2 separate regions of the Homo sapiens genome follow, and region 2 is linked to region 1. The links are chromatin loops, found by intact Hi-C in ENCODE. Cell type or tissue: chondrocyte. All regions are shown on one strand.

Region 1 (8,000 bases):
GGTGCAAACCAGGTTTCTTCTCACTGTTGGAGTAAGTTTACATATAAACAAAGGGAGAAGGCTAGAATGATACCTGTGGTAATGAATTAGCATTACAGATAAAATGTAAATTCATAGTTAAACATGGATACAAACTGTTACATAAAAATATGTACAGATATGTTCATATACACACATGTATTTCTTGCTTTGTCACATGAGAGAACCTAGAAGCAATGATACCACAGTAGCAACAAGCACACCTAGCACCCAGATCTTGGTTTCTAACACCATTCCCCAACAAAATGATCCAGATTCCTTGGAGAAATGACTGATTCTAGGACTGTGGCAAGATGTATACAGATGAACCTAGAGCATCTCATAATACCAGAAAGTAAGGAAATGCTTCCAAAAAAACAAAATTCACATTGATGGTAGTATGTCAAAGAGGCACTGGAGTCAAGCTGTAACAAAGTAGCATTGTATTATAACCCAAAATATTTAGATAGATAGATAGATTTTATATTTATATAATATATATATATCCATGAGTCCAGAACAAAATAAATATGATTGAGTAAATAAATACATGGGGGAGAAGAGACAAATCTCCCACGGAGAAAAATATCCAAATAATTTATATAGATTTCTACCATCAAAGGGGGAAGCATAACTCTCTACTCCTTAAGTATAGGCTATACACAGTTCCTTCCTTCTAAGAGCACAGCATGAAAAAGGTGGAGAAAAGTGGAAAAATCTGATAAACACTATCTCAGCCAGGTGATAAAGATGAGTATCACAGTGACAAATCATACTGATAGTATATACCCTTGATATGAGATGAAAATGGCACGTTACCTCTGTGATCTTTCTACCAAAAACCTATAATCACAGTCTAATCATGAGAAAAAACATTAGATGAATTCCAATGCAAATGTATTCTACAAAATACCTGACCAGTACTCCTCAAACATCATCAAAAACAAGGAAGTCTAACAAACTGTCACAGCCAAGAGGAGCCTAGGGAGACATTACGAGGAAATACATTTAGTGGTGTCCTGGATGGTAGGGTCCTGGAACAGAAAAAGGACATTAAAAACTAAGGAAATCTAAATAAAGTATAAACTTTGTTAATACTAATGTACTGATACTGGTTCATTAATAGTAACAAATACCAATAATACAAGATGTTAATAAGAGGGGAAGCTGGTATGGGGGTATATAGACACCGTATTTGTAGCTTTCCTGTAAATCCAAAACTTCTGAGAAATAAGGTCTATTTTTTTAAATCCCATTTAGGAATACATCTAGAAAATACTGAAAAGGTTGTAGTGAAGCACTGAAGACCCTTAAACTTTCTTGCATATATTCAACTTAAAATGTTTGCAACTATTCCAATGCAGAATTTTTCTTACAAAAATATTTTCAATCACTAACAGCTGCAAACAATTTCATGTAGTATTAATAATTCCCAGGAGGGATTTACTATAGCCAGAATACTTTAATTAAAATTCCACTTTTTCCCCCGACATACCTCTACAGATGTCCAAAAGTTTGTACCTTATCATTAACTTATGTTGTTTTGTGATGATCCGTGTAACTACCAAGTATGTTTCACACAACTCAGGAAAGCTGAGTTGTATATAAATATTACATAAATCAGTGTTAAAATATTCATCCAATAGAACTTCAAGTATTTAAAGAGACAACTTTTAAAAACCTATCATTTCCTATTCTGGATACTATGTTTTCTTATACAAACCTTGGTTCAAGTGACCTGCTGCAGAATTAAAAGAGGTATGTAAAAGAAGGGAGTAGAGAGAAGAATAAAAAGCAGTAGGGTAAAGGGTGTGAAACAGAGTGTAAGAAAATAACTAGGATTTGGAATGTAATAAACACAAAGTAGAGAGTAGCAAGCCTATGCCATAGCATAGAAAAGAACTGGTATCTGAAAAGAATCAGTATTGATAAAACCTTGAAAGCAGGAAAAAGCTAGAAATAAAAACAAAATAAATCTTTAAGTTTGATCACAAACAAGCAAAATATTCAAAATTAGACATTAGGTTCCTGACAGGAAACAAAAGAAACATCACCCTATTAAGAGTGGGGCTACTAACAGTATAAGTTAAATTACACTTACTGGAAATTACTATATAATATTCAATGACATTGGGAAGTGAAAAAAATTACAAAGAGAATGCACCAAGTCTTGTAAACAGCGGTTATCTCAGAATAGTAGAATTAAAAGCAAATTATATTTTCCTTCTTTTTTTTCTGCTATAAAGTGAATGACTTGTGGTGCAATCTTACAAAGTCTCAATCTGTGTATTCTGCAATAAAGGCATTATATTATCACTATTGCATTTGTGATACATTCTACCTTACCCTTTATGTGACAATTCTATACTGTTTTAACTGTCAAATTGTAAGTAAAAGTGTGAATTCGTGACCAAAAATTTTCCACACCAGCAACTTAAGAACTACAGCAATATGTTTAGAAAACTGCGATCCCAAACAAAAAATCTATACTAGGTGAGACAGGATGACATTGACTTTAATTCCAATAGACTCACTACCACATGACGTCCATTACTAGTGCTCACTTTCCAGAACCCAAGGAGCTGTGGAAGAATGGAGTCCTTTCAATGAAAATAAACTAGAGGCAATACACAACACAGTTACTTTGAGGGGCTTTTTCAATATAAAGAAGATTGCCCGGAATCCTAACTCTCCTATTTCCCAAAAATGACAAAGCCAAAAAGTCACACTCTTCACACATCTGAAATCAAGTTTTACCTGAACTCATCCTAACATATTAGCTCTTTTACCTATTCCCCTTACTATCTAAGGCAAGAAACCTTGAAAAGAGAAGCAGTAACACATTTCACTGAAACATATTTTGTAAAGGAGGATTCTAATTCCTAATCCTTCACCGCTCTAGATGTCTGCGGATTTCAAATCCTAACCACGGCGTCCTGCCCCCCGCGAGATTCCAACAGTACTACGGGCCCTATGGGAGGAGGAGGATTTGAGAAACACTGCCGGAGAACGGTCGGTGCAAAGATTTTGCAAACAGGTAGTCCTAGGAAGGAAAGTAAGAGTGAGAACATCGGAGAGGGCAGGGAGTACATGGGTGGGGAAACCCCTTTCAAATGCATGAACTGACCACAACCGGAGAAAGGCCGTCTGTCTTCCCAAAAGTAAAATGGTGAGTAAAGTGGAGCAAGCTAAGAAAGTCAACAGCCATTAGGCATTGACAACGATTCCGAAACAATTAGCTATGTTAATTCGAGGGGGTAAACGGGGGTGGGACCCTGCCCTAAAGGGTCATTTTGAAAAGAACCCCTCCCCATTTGAGGCGGGTTGGCAGAGCAGCGCACAAATCCCAAGTCTAACGTAATAAGCCGAGATCGGGATACTCGGTCTGCAGTCGCCCCACGGACCAGATGAGCGCAGGTGTATCTGCGGAAGCTCAGGTTACCATGAATATCACTGGGCCACGGCGAACCCTCCCTGCCCAGCCTCCCGGAGCCCTGGGCGCGGGTCTGCACGGGCCCCACAGCTTGCCCGGACCCGGCGAGCGGACGCCTCCGGCCGCAGCGCCCTACCGCACCTGGCTGCCAACACCAGTTGAAAGCAGTCAAAGTGAAGGGAGGCGGACGCGGCTCCTGGCACCGCTCCGATTCCAGCACACAAAGGCGGATTTTTAAAATCGAGAAAGTCAAAGCCGCCGGACCCCGGGACCGGCGCCTTTCGCCAAGGGGCTCTTACCTCGGATCCGCCCTCGGGGCCACGGCTTTCCCCGGAGACGCCGCGAGCCCAGACGAGGTGGGAGGGGACCGGGAGAAAGCCCCCCAATCTGATTCGCGCCCAGCCAGTCGTCCGCGAGCCGCGGAGCCGCCTTCTGCACCCAGCTAAAGAGCAGCGATCTCCGAGGCGAGCACAGCGCCGGCCTCGCGCCGGGCGAGACCGCCTCGCTAGCTGCTGCCTGTGAAGTCTGGAGCCGCCCGCCCGCTCGCAGCCAGTGCCAACCGCGCGCCGCGCATGCCCAGTGCCCGCGCGAGGAACGAGCGAGCGGGCGGGCGGGCGAGTGCGCGCCCCGCAGCCAGGAGCGAAATCCGCTATCCGGGTCTTGCCGGCAGCCGAGCCGCAGAGTTCTGGTCGACTCCAGCGCTTGAGGCGAAGTGGCCGGTGAGGCCGGGTGGGCGGGAGAGGGACCGGAGGAAAGGAGACGGGGCGCTGCGCCAAGTTATCAAGGCCGCGATCAAAGTCGGACCAAGGCAGCGAGTCGACAGCAGGTTTCCAGAAGTGCCCTAACAGGACTGACTAGCAGCCAGGAGGCGCAGGAAGGGGCAAAGAGCGTGTGGAGAGCTTCGCCCCCGGCGAGGATGGACGCCCCGGGCGGAGGGAGCGCTCGGGTTGCAACACCCAGTCTGGCTGCACAGCTCGTAACCCCTGCCCTTTGGCGGCAAACAAGACGCATCTAATGACCAGCCAGCCTTCGTCTTCCTCCTCTGATCATCGGACCTATTTTCCCCCTTTTGTCGCTCTCCTCTTTTTTTGTCTCTCCAACCCATGCGGTAAACTGGTGGTGCCCAAGGCCCTCCATCGGGTCCCTGAGAGTCTCCCAACTGCCGGTCCTTAGCGCCAGCCTGCAAGCCCAGACCCGCCTCGCCAGGCTGCCTGTGAGCCTATTTTTCATGTAGCTCTTGCCAAAAGCCCTGATGTGGTTTGAAGTAGTGGAGGCTTCTTTCACTTTGTGCCTCTCGTACCTTAACCAACCCTCATAACCTCCTCTCTGAGTAGCTCATGGAGCCTCTAAAAGAGAAGTCCATGTTCTCATAGACATTGTGTTTTCTCACTCTTAAAACTCCTCATTGTCATAGCTACTCCCCCAATCCCCCCATGCTGTCCTAACTTCGAAGTCAGTTGACTTCCAGAAGTCCACGAAAGCCTATAAATTAAACTTGGTTAAAAGAGATTGGACTTGCTTGCTTTGTGAAGCAAATAAAAGCACAGTCAGGGAGAAACGACGTAACATGCCAAGGTGGACATTCAAACCATTCTAAAAGTTGGAATCGATATAACGGCTAAGTCCAGTCCCCTATTTTAAGTGGGAATACTCTCTCCAATATTTCCACCAGACCACTATCCACTTGAACATTTCCAATGTTGTAAATTTCTATTTTTATCATTACATATAACCATGATTATTTGTTGAATATTTACCTATGCCAGGAACTGAGCAACTTACACACATTATTCCTAGTCCTTAAAATGAGATGGGCCTTATTATACCTATTAAACACATTAGGAAAATGAAACCCAGAAGTTTCCTTCTTTTTGCCAAAGCCAATGCTGACGCCAGAATTAACAACCAGGTCTGCTTAACACTATAGCCTGTATCATTTATGAACATCAAATCAACTTCCCTGATACTACTGGTCTTGGTTCTGCCCCTAGGAACAACACAATATGAATCTCATTCTTTATAGACACTGCAAGCCTTGAAATAGTAGGGGCAACTATTAAGTAACCAACAGATCTAATACATTTCTTCAAAAATTCTCTTTTAAGTGTTTTTCAAATAGCAGTGAGCTGCCATAATCACACTATTCACCTTGCTTTGAATGTGTTTTGATTTTCATTCTCCTCTCTAAATTGTGCACTGAGAATACAATATTCAAATACAGTGGGCCAAGAACTGAGTTCCAGTTCTCCAGCTGCTGATCAGCCACCCCTTTGATGCAAGCACACACTACCTAGATTCAAACAGAACACCCAAGTCTATTTCACATCAACTAAATTAAACCGTATCTTCCACCTTTCATAGTCTATACTTCTATGTATTTAAATCTTGATTTTTGTTTTATTCTTATTAAATTTTATCGTGTTTGTTTTAGGACACAATTTCAGATAAATACTAGTGATCACTTTTAACATTTGTAAATTTAATAAGTATGCCTTGTTTGGCTCCATTTACGTCTAGTAAGAAACAGTAACACAGAACGGGCTTTAAAAAGGCCTGTGATATTATAAAATATATATTTGGTCTTCATCCCATTTCCAGACATATAGCTCCTAAAATCCTTGAAATCTCCAAAGTGATGAACATCTTTTTGTATTTGAATGAATTGGCTGATGGCTGGGGGCTCCAGCATAGCTTCAGGATGGGGACTGGTCATAGGAAGGACCAAGGCATGATTAGTGTGTTGGAACCTTCAGCCCCACCCTCTAACTTCCGGGGCTGGTTAAGCTGATCACCAATGGCCCATGACTTGATCAATCATGCCTACGCAATAAAGCCTCCACAAAAAAAAAAAAAAAAAGAATGGGTTACATGCACTTCCAGAGAGGGGAACATGAATAACTAAACGGAGATTCCTGGATGGCGGTGCTCCCAGAGAGGGCATAAATCACCCTATGCATCTCTTCAACTGTATCCTCTGTAATATCCTTTATAAGAAAATGGTAAACATGTTTCCCTGAGTTCTGTGAGCAGGTCTAGCAAAATAACCAAACTCAAGGAGGGAGTCACGGGAACCCTAATTTCTAGTTGTTCAGCCAGAAGCACAAGTAAAGCCACCTGGGGCTTTTTTGTTTGGCATCTGAAGTCAGGGTAGTCTTGTGGGACTGAGCCCTCAACCTGTAGGATCTGACATTATCTCCAGGTAGATAGTTTCAGAATTGAATTGAAGACACCCAGCTTGTGTCTGCTGCAGGATTGATTGGTTGATTGCTGGTAGGGGAAATTCTTACACACTTCTTGGTAACCAGAGCTTACAGAAGTCTTCTATGTTGATTGTTGAATAAGAGAACAGAAAAAAACACTTAGGTTTGGGGTTTCTTTTCCCCTGTATCTTCAGACAGCCCACTGCCAAAATAGATCTCCAAGGTAACAGTCATTTATGAACCAACACTTTTCAAGCACTTTAGTCCATGCACCCATACCATAACCAACATGGAGTTCATGAAGGTTTTCTAGATGCTTTGCTGAAATAAAGATTTACTGTTTCTAGCATCCCCAAATCTACTGGTCCAAGAAACTCTTTCAAAAAAAAAAAGGAAGCTAGTTAAATAAGATCTGTTTTCAGATTAACCCATTCTGGTATTAGTGATCCCACTAAAACCATTGTTAATAATCTGGTTTATACTTTTGTTAAGAATCTATGTCAAACTTACCTATTTAGAGTATCACTATACACAAGTTTTTCCTTTTTGAAAATCTCATTAGTATATGTTGGCATTTGGGATGAAAATGATGTAGGAATGATGTAGAATGGAGATAGATACCTGGAGTGAATGGGGCATTCAAAATATGGTGCAGGCCAGGCTCATTGGCTCACATCTGTAATCCCAGCACTTTAGGAGGCCGAGGCCAAACGATCACCAGAGGACAGGAGTTGGAGATTAGCCTGGGCAACATGGCGAAACCCCATCTCTACTGAAAATACAAATATTAGCAGGCTTGGCGGCACACGCCTGTAGTCCCAGCTACTTGGGAGGCTGAGGCATGAGAATCACTTGAACACAGGAGGCAGAGGTTGCAGTGAGCCAAGATCAGTTGACTGCACTCCAGCCTGGGTGACAGAGCAATACTCTGTCCCAAAATATAGGAGCAGAGTCTACAGCTGGGTATAAATGCTACATACAGAAAATGTGGAGAAATTATAATGACTGAATTCTATCTGGGGAGTAAGAGCTATCTCCACATTACCCAAGAGTCAGAATTCTTCAAACATCCCTGTTCACTCCCACTCCCCAATCTGATGTATGAATATAATTTAGGGACTGCTGTGTATACCTCTGTAGACTCACAGCCTTAAAGCCATATAACATAAAACATATCCATGAGTAAATCTAGAAAAGGTACACTGTAGCTTAGAATATTATTATTATGATGATCTAAATCTTCTAAGTGTAACTTGGTAGACAAGTAATTTCAGGTTGGCTATCACCCTTGTTATTATTTCACACTGTTGAAAGAACAAACCAAATTGCTTGGATTATTATATTTGTTC
Region 2 (8,000 bases), 250 kb before region 1:
TTCACTGAAATTTCTATGTGACATCATGGTCGAAGGTGCCTCAGGAATATGAGTCAAAGTCATGAACTAGTACAACTGTATCTACATAGGACTGTGAGTTAAAACCATGATAGTTTCCCAAACTTATCAAAATGTTTGGAGTCTCCATGTCTCCCTGATAATAGAATGGACTATGTAAACCAGCTTGGAAAATTTATTTAAACTTTACAAGAAGGAAAGTTGAGTTTTCATGGAAATTATTTCTAGTTAATGTAACCCTTAGGATCAATAACCTTTTTCTTATTGGTATCTTAAATATCAAATGGAATATTGTTTCTATCTTATTCCTCTCTGTAGACAAGACAATCTTTTTATGATGTGCCTTTCTTATTTTCTTGAAAACATATAATGTTGGTTTTTATCCTTTAGTCAAAAGATCTGTTCTACTAATCATGTTATTGTGTATATAAGCCCTTTCCATTTTATATAACACAATGCCTGAACACCTATAACTGCTTAACAGATACTGTTGAATGAATTGAAATTGCGGACCTCAAAGTTGAACATAGTATTGCAGTTAATATTTAATCGGAACAAGTTTAACCTTTCAGAGAAGTGAAATAATATCTTGCTTTAGTAGTACCTGAATTGCAGGTTTTGTGTGTGTTTGTGTGTGTTTTTTACAGAACTTTCATTCTAGTTGTTTTATGTTTCTTCCCAGCATTCATTTTGATATATATAGAAGTCATAGTCATTCTCCTTTAAAGAAAAATACAACTTTGGCACAGATTTTTCAGAGCATGTTTGAATCAGAATGCCATTGTTAAAGCTGGGGCCGTAACTGGTTGGGCTAACCTGCAGTTCAATTTATCTATAATAGAGGCCTCTTTAGAATGCCTCTGAATGACTCCTGTGTCATGGAGGGTAGGTTCTACCTCTATAGAAAGAAACCAAACTACCAATGAGTCCAGTATCATATAAATTAATCTAATGTGTCATGTGCAAGGGTAGAGAGCCCTCAAACAGTTGCCAATAATTCTCAACATTGTATCATCAATAAACATCCATAAAAAGAAATGCACCAATAATGGTGCTTTTCCCAGGATGTTGAACCAACCATCCCATTAGGAATTTTAGGTTGCCAGCAGTTTCACGAAACTTTGGTGGTATGTGGTGACAGGTCCCTTTGACAGTCAGTCATTACTATCTTCTAGTCTTGGTGAATCAACCTGGATCCCTGGGCCAACTTTAAGAGGACATGTTAAGTCTACATAAGATAATCAGTTTCCCAACCTTAAAAAAAAGAAAAAGAAAGGAAAGAAAAAACAGGAATGAGACGTGTTGGACACATCACAAATAGCTCTCTGGTAATAGAATATCCATTCATCAATCCATTTAACTAATATATATTAAGAACCTTCTAAGTACTACTCAGATGCCAGAGTACTTGTGGTAGTCGTGATGGTAATGAACCCAGAGCGCTACTTTCACTTTCTGTTCACAAGGAGCTTATGATCTAGTGAAGGGGAAGATGGTAATAGTGCTGTACAGTGCTCTACAACAGGGAAATGTGGTGCAGAATGACTGTGTGGTCAAAGCTTTCTTTGAGGAAGCCATGGAGGCTATGGTCTGAATAACAAGAAGAACCAGCCACAAAAAGGCCAAGAAGGAGGATGCCAGACAGAGGGAACAGGCAGGCCTGAGTATAGATCTTTTAAGGCATGCAGTTGGAATATTATCTTCAGAGTAATGAAGGGCCATTTAGAGAACTTAAAATAAACAGTCCGATTTACATTTAAAACAATCCCTCTGGTTGCTTAATGAGAAAGGGATTATTGTATCAACAATGAAAGTAGGGGAACTAATTAAGGGGCTATTTGTGCCAGCTTTAAAAATTATATTCTAATTCAAAGAAGTTGCAAGAGAGTGATGGTAACTTTGACTACGGTGGTTGTAATGGAGATGAAGAGAAGTGGACAGAATTCAGGAGCTCTTTTGGAGGTTGTGTCCACAGAACTTTCTGATACGGCAGAAACACGAAGTGAGGGAAAGGGAAATTAATGACTCCCAGGCTTCACCCTTGAGCAACTAGGACAAATGGTGGCGCAATTCACTGAGATTGAGATGACTAGTAAAACTACAGGAGGAGGACATTTAGGGTGAAGTAAGAATCAAGGATTCTTCTTTGGATGTAAACAAATTTAAAATGATTATTGGATATCCCGGTGCAGATGTGAAGGCCAGGGGAGAATTCTGGGCTGGAAATATAAATTTGGAAGTGTCTGGATGAAATCACCAAGTAGTAAGTAAAGACAGGGAAGAAAAGAGAAGCCCTGGATCAACTCTAGAGGAGCCACCCCAGCAGTTAGAAATTCAGCTTAGCAGGAAGCATCAGAAAGAGAGAGTGGAAAGGAACAGCTAAGGAGGTCAGAGAAAACAAAACAAAACAAAACAAAAACAGAATTGCACACCACCATCATCAAACTTATGCTTTATCCTGACCACAGACATGTTCGGGCACGTTCGAGATAAGGAATCATATAACTTTAGTGCTAGGAGAGCTTTTGGAGATAATTCAGTGCTATGTCCTCATTTGAACAAGCTGGCGCTTAGAGAAATGTGACACGCTTTATACATTGCTAGGTCTTGGTCCAGAAACAGTCATTTCGTACTTTTTATCCATCTGCTGCTTCTATTCCTGGACTGGGGTGTGGCCTTTTTCCTTCAAACTTCATTTTTTCTATTAAAAAATTTAACAGAACAGGGAGGAGCCTCATACCCACTTTTGTGACTTTCCGTTCCTCTTTGGAATTTGGTCTTAGGGACATTGGCTTGATTTTCTTAATCTTACTCATACAAACCTTTATAGAGATTAGAAATCTTTAAAACATAATTTGGCTATGGACAAGAAAAAAATCAAAATACTTTGAAATGTTAAGTATTTGGGGGATAGTAGGCTTTTTCTCTCTGTCTCTCTCAAATATGGTTATAGATACATAGAAATCTGTAGGCTGCCAGTCAGCTAGAAAGAAGCTAATAAAATGCTTAAGGTCTTATACTTTTTTAAAAAATTATTCATCCTGTGAATCAGAGAATATTTACTTAGCATTTACTATATGCCACACACTATTCTTGGTTCTGAGCATACAGAAATGAACAAAACTGACAAAAATGTCAACCCTCATTCTAATGGAGAAAAGGAGATGATAAACATAAATATAAGAATGTTAAATGGTGATAAGTGTCATGGAGAAAAGTGAAAGAGGAAAAGAGGATAGGAAGTGCTGTGGGGGATGGGTGCAATTTTTGTGAGGAGTAGAGTAAGTGTCACTGTGAAGGTGATGTTTGAGTCAGAGCCTAAAGGAGATGAGGGAGTAAACCAAAGAGATCACTGGGATGAGATTCTGTAGGCAGAAGGAACCACAGGTGCCCAGCTATGGAAGCATAGTGTTCCTGGCAAGTTCAAGGAAAAGTCAGGCAGGCAGTGTGGCTGCAATGGAACAAACAAGGTAGAGAGCCATAGATACAGGGCAGAGAGGTAGCAAGGGAACAGACCGTGTAGGGTCATTGAAAAGACACTTTCCTGTGAGTGAGATGATTCTCCATTGCATGCTTTAAGCAGAGGCGCATAACCTAACGGGTTTCACTGGGTCACTCTGGTGATAATAGATTGTTCAGGGCAAGGATAAGAGCAGGAAGGAGCCAATTAGGTAATATGACCATACATCCCTGTTGCCTTAGACAATACCACTTTGCAACTCTTATGGATTATTTAAAAGGCAGTAATCCTCTTTAGGATTTGGGGCAAGGCTTTTCTGCCCCAAAAGTGTTCCCGTGTGGACATTTTTGATAAATTACATGGTCACCTTAAAGTTTAGAGAACACTGAGTCTGTCCAGATAAGAGATTATACTTGTTTAGGTCAGACTGGGAGCCACAGAGGCGATGAAAAGTGGTCAGATTCAAAATTTATTTTGAAGGTGTTGCTGAGAAAATCTGCTGATGGACTTAGATGTTGTCTATGAATGAGTAAAAGCAGCCTAGAGACACAGCAAGATTTGCGGCCTGAGCAATTGGAAAGACAGAGGTTTGATTTATTAACTTGGAAAAGATTATGGGACAGGCTGGTTTGGGGCAATGTCAGAAGTTCAGGTCTGGGTGGGTCAACATTTTGAAGGTTCCTATGAAACCATTAAATAAATACTGAGCAGGCAGTTAGATAAAGGAGCTTGGATTCAGTGAAGACTTCAGGACTAAAAATATAAATTTGAGTGTAGGCAGGCGACAGATGTGATGAGTTAACAAAGACTCAATAAAGAAAAAATAATGCTATCCAGGAACTAAGCCCTGGGCCACTCCAACTTTAAGACATGGAGATGGTGAGTAAAAACCAGCAAAAGAGACTGAGGAGCATTGGCCAGGGAAGCAAGAAAGAGCACAGAAAAGTGTCCTGTCCCAGGAGCCAAGGGAAGAGAAAGCCTCAGCGAGTGGAGATTGTCCAGGTCAAACCTGTGAACAAATCTGGTAAGATGAGGAATGAGAATTGACCACTGATCTTAGCAGCCCAGAAGTCACTGGTGATTTTGAGAAGAGGCATTTGGGTGCCATGGTGACGGGAAAAAAAAATCTAAAATGCACAGGAGCTAAAGAATAGAAGAATCCAAGAATTTTTGGTAGTTTTTTGTTTTTATTTTGTTTTCTTTAAGTGAGTGAAAACAGCTTGTCTGTAGACTAAGCAAAATGATCCAACAAAACAGAGAAAACTGTTGATGCAGCATAGTTAGAGGTGAGACTTGGTGTGATGTCCTTGACTGGAGCAGAGGAGATGGAACCCGGGGATCCAGTGGAAGGATTGGGTCTGGATATATCTTCAGGAAGACAATGACAGACAAACAGACAGTATGGGCATTAATGGGATAGTGAGCAGAGTGAAGATCATGATAGCCGCTTGTGGATGGTTTCTTCTGATTGACTTCTTGTAAGATAAACACATGCATGTTCTTTAGGTTTGCAGGGGGCAATACCTGCCATGCTACTCTTCTGATATATACCTCCATGGCCAGCAGCCCCATGCAAGCATTGTTTTCTGATTTAGGTTCTCAGTGACAGCCATGCCACAGTCCCATGGCTCTGTACCTGGGCCTGACACTAACCAATCCCTCGCCTCAATATACCCCTCCTCACTGCAGTCTTCTGAGTGTCACCATGGTTTGTCAACTGCCCAGAGGCATACCAAACCACTTTAGTGCTTCTTTTTTTTTTTGAGACAGAGTCTTACTCTGTCATCCAGGCTGGAGTGCAGTCTCTGCTCACTGCAACCTCTGCCTCCCAGGTTCAAGCGATTCTCCTGCCTCAGCCTCCCAAGTAGCTGGGATTACAGGTGCGCACCACCACGCCTGGCTAATTTTTGTATTTTTAGTAGAGATGGGGTTTCACCATTTTGGTCAGGCTGGTCCCGAACTCCTGACCTCTTGATCTGCCCGCAAGTGCCTCCCATAGTGCTGGGATTACAGGCGTGAGCCACCGCGCCCGGCCCACTTTAGCACTTCTCTAAAGGCATTTCTCCTGCCCATCATAAGGTACTGCATATTCTGCAGGTACATGATTCTCTCCAATGTATTGGAAGAATCTGAAGGAGGGACACATAGGGCAATGACTGTGAAGTCTGGCATTGACCTAAATACACAAGCAAGTGCCCACTCTGGAAAAGTTGGTCTTCTAAGCAAAGGAATTTTTCTGGAGGCCTGGTCATCCCCACTTATATGCAACTGACTGGGTAACTCGCTGATTGGGAGGAAAACAGGTGTAATAAGGACCCTTGATTAGGAGTCCAGAGGTGTGGATCCCAGTTCTTGCCCTCACAAACAAATTGTGTTACCATAGCAAAGTAACTCAGACCCTCTGAATTCCAGCTTCCTATCTATAAAATGAGTCTGGGCTAGATGATCTTTTATGCTCCTTCAACTTTTAGAATTTCATTCCATACCTGAGTTCAGAATAAAAGCAGCAAGATTAATGATGCAATGAAAGTGCTGATCTTATTCTAAGAATTTTGCAATATATGACTCCTAACAAAATAAAAATGCTAAGTAAAAGCACATGCTCCTGGAACCACTGAAAAGGAGGTATTCAGATATTTGTTTTGAAACTAAGTGAAGAGAATCAGAAGGGTGAGGGGGTGGGAAGTGGGTGGATGATGAGAAATTATTTAGTAGGTACAATGTATGTTATGTGGGTAATGAATACCCTGAAAGACCTGATTTCACCACTATGCAATCTATGCATGTAACGAAATTACACTAGTATCCCATAAACATATGCAAATTTTTAAAAATTTAAAAAAAAGAAAGTAATGTTAAATGGGAGCTTTCTCTGAAAAACTCTATTGATCTTTAGAAGTTACTTAAGGTACTAAAACTATCAACCCATCTAGTGATTCACAGAAGAAGATATTATACTTGCTATCTCTAAGCCTTAAAGAATATAGGTAAGGCTGGGCACAGTGGCTCACTGCCTGTAATCCCAGCACTTTGGGAGGCCGAGGCGGGCAGATCACTTGAGGCCGGGAGTTCGAGACCAGCCTGCGCAACATGGTGAAACCCTGTTTCTACTAAAACTACAAAAATTAGCTGGGTGTAGTCGTAGGTACCTGTAATTCCAGCTGCTCAGGAGGCTGAGGCAGGAGAATTTTTTGAACCCGGGAGGCGGAGGTCGCTGTGAGCTGAGATTGCGCCGCTGCACTCCAGTCTGGGTGACAGACTGAGACTCTGTCTCAAAAAAAAAAAAAAAAAAAAAAAAAAAAAAAAAAGAATATAGTTAAAAAGTAATGCAAATGACAGACATTTCTAACTCCTGAGAAAATTTTATTTTTATATATAGGAAAAAGGCCTCATAATTTAATGTGTTTTCAGGTGCTAAATATTTGCCTGAATTTTTTTTTTTATTTCCTGGTTTTTTTTTTAAATGTTCAAATTACTTGTTAAATGTATCTAGGAAAAGAATTTCCCTAAGTCAACAAGACAAGGTCTAATAAACTTCAGGTCTAACAAAGACTTCTGCTGTTTAATGTAAATATTTCTCTCCTTAATTTCATTGCATATCAATCTTAACTCACCCTGAATAATTTCTATACCTCTTGTTTATTTTCCTTTCAGACAGTGCTTTCTTTTGCAGATGTTATTTCACCAACTTGAGCATAGTTTCTGCAGTCCACACTGCTTACATTGCAGATGCTTCCTTTGGCCAAGTCGAATATACTATATGACTTACGCTGCTTAACATAGAGTTGCTTGAGTTGAGGAAAATAAAAATAAATTTAAAAGACTTATGACAATATAGATGTTAACATTTATGCTTTGCATATGAAGAGCATTCTAAAAAACTGTTATCAGTGAGGCTAAAGATTGAAAATAAATGTTGTTATGTGGATCATGGATTAAGATAATTTTAACAATACTTTTCTACTTAATTTTCCTTATTACCAATGTTGCACATTTGTAAAATGACTCACCACGCTGGTCCTTATGGATATAATCTTGGCCTCATAAACATCATTCTCTAGGCAGCTAAATTAATGAGTCACATTAAAAGAAGAAACAATGTAATAGCTATCAGAGAAAGATGGGTTTTAGACAATAAACACATTACATTCTGCTCCTAGGCTAAATATTACATCTGACTATTCCCTTTGGAATTCCTGAGAAAAGGAAGAGATTTGCTGCCAGAGCACAGAATAAGAATCAGACACTAGCTCACACTTCAGGAAGGTCACTTTCACTCCCCAGAGATCCTAGGCAACAGCTTGAGCCTCTCATAATCCAATCTAAATTAAATGGTAGAGATGGCCTTGCAGCCTTCCAGTCTGCCCATATTCTATGCATTGTACTTGATTTTCTTATAAAATTAGATTGGATTCTCAGTCCAAACCCGGAGAGGCATGGAATGAGAGAGAAGAAAAGAAAATAGGGAAGGCCAGCTAGTTGAGTGGAACGCCAGCAATATTAGAAAGCTTTTAGAGGGTAT

What was found. Peaks named below come from ENCODE experiments on the same cell type or tissue, not always from the same donor. Only the 100,000 strongest peaks of a DNase experiment are listed, where the experiment ranks them.
Region 2: a loop joins it to region 1, with 2.8 times the contacts of the local background. A loop is called at or near these places in 9 of 110 quality-filtered maps.

Annotation. Positions count from the first base shown.
Region 1 is chr12:15,785,411-15,793,410 of GRCh38, forward strand. It overlaps EPS8 (EGFR pathway substrate 8, signaling adaptor), which reads right to left and starts at 3,978. Exons shown (of 21, transcript NM_004447.6): 1 at 3,751-3,978. RefSeq lists silencers at 3,046-3,125, 3,456-3,575, 3,836-4,185. In chondrocyte, CTCF peaks have their summits at 4,305 and 4,508; DNase peaks (open chromatin) are centred at 3,481 and 4,111.
Region 2 is chr12:15,533,010-15,541,009 of GRCh38, forward strand. All of the region lies in intron 12 of PTPRO (protein tyrosine phosphatase receptor type O), which reads left to right. It overlaps LOC105369672 (a long non-coding RNA gene), which reads right to left. Exons shown (of 3, transcript XR_002957403.2): 3 at 6,879-8,000. Among named protein-coding and RNA genes, the nearest start is that of PTPRO, 210 kb to the left of the region's middle. RefSeq lists enhancers at 1,449-1,538, 1,954-3,153. In chondrocyte, no CTCF peak of the experiment used is centred here; no DNase peak of the experiment used is centred here.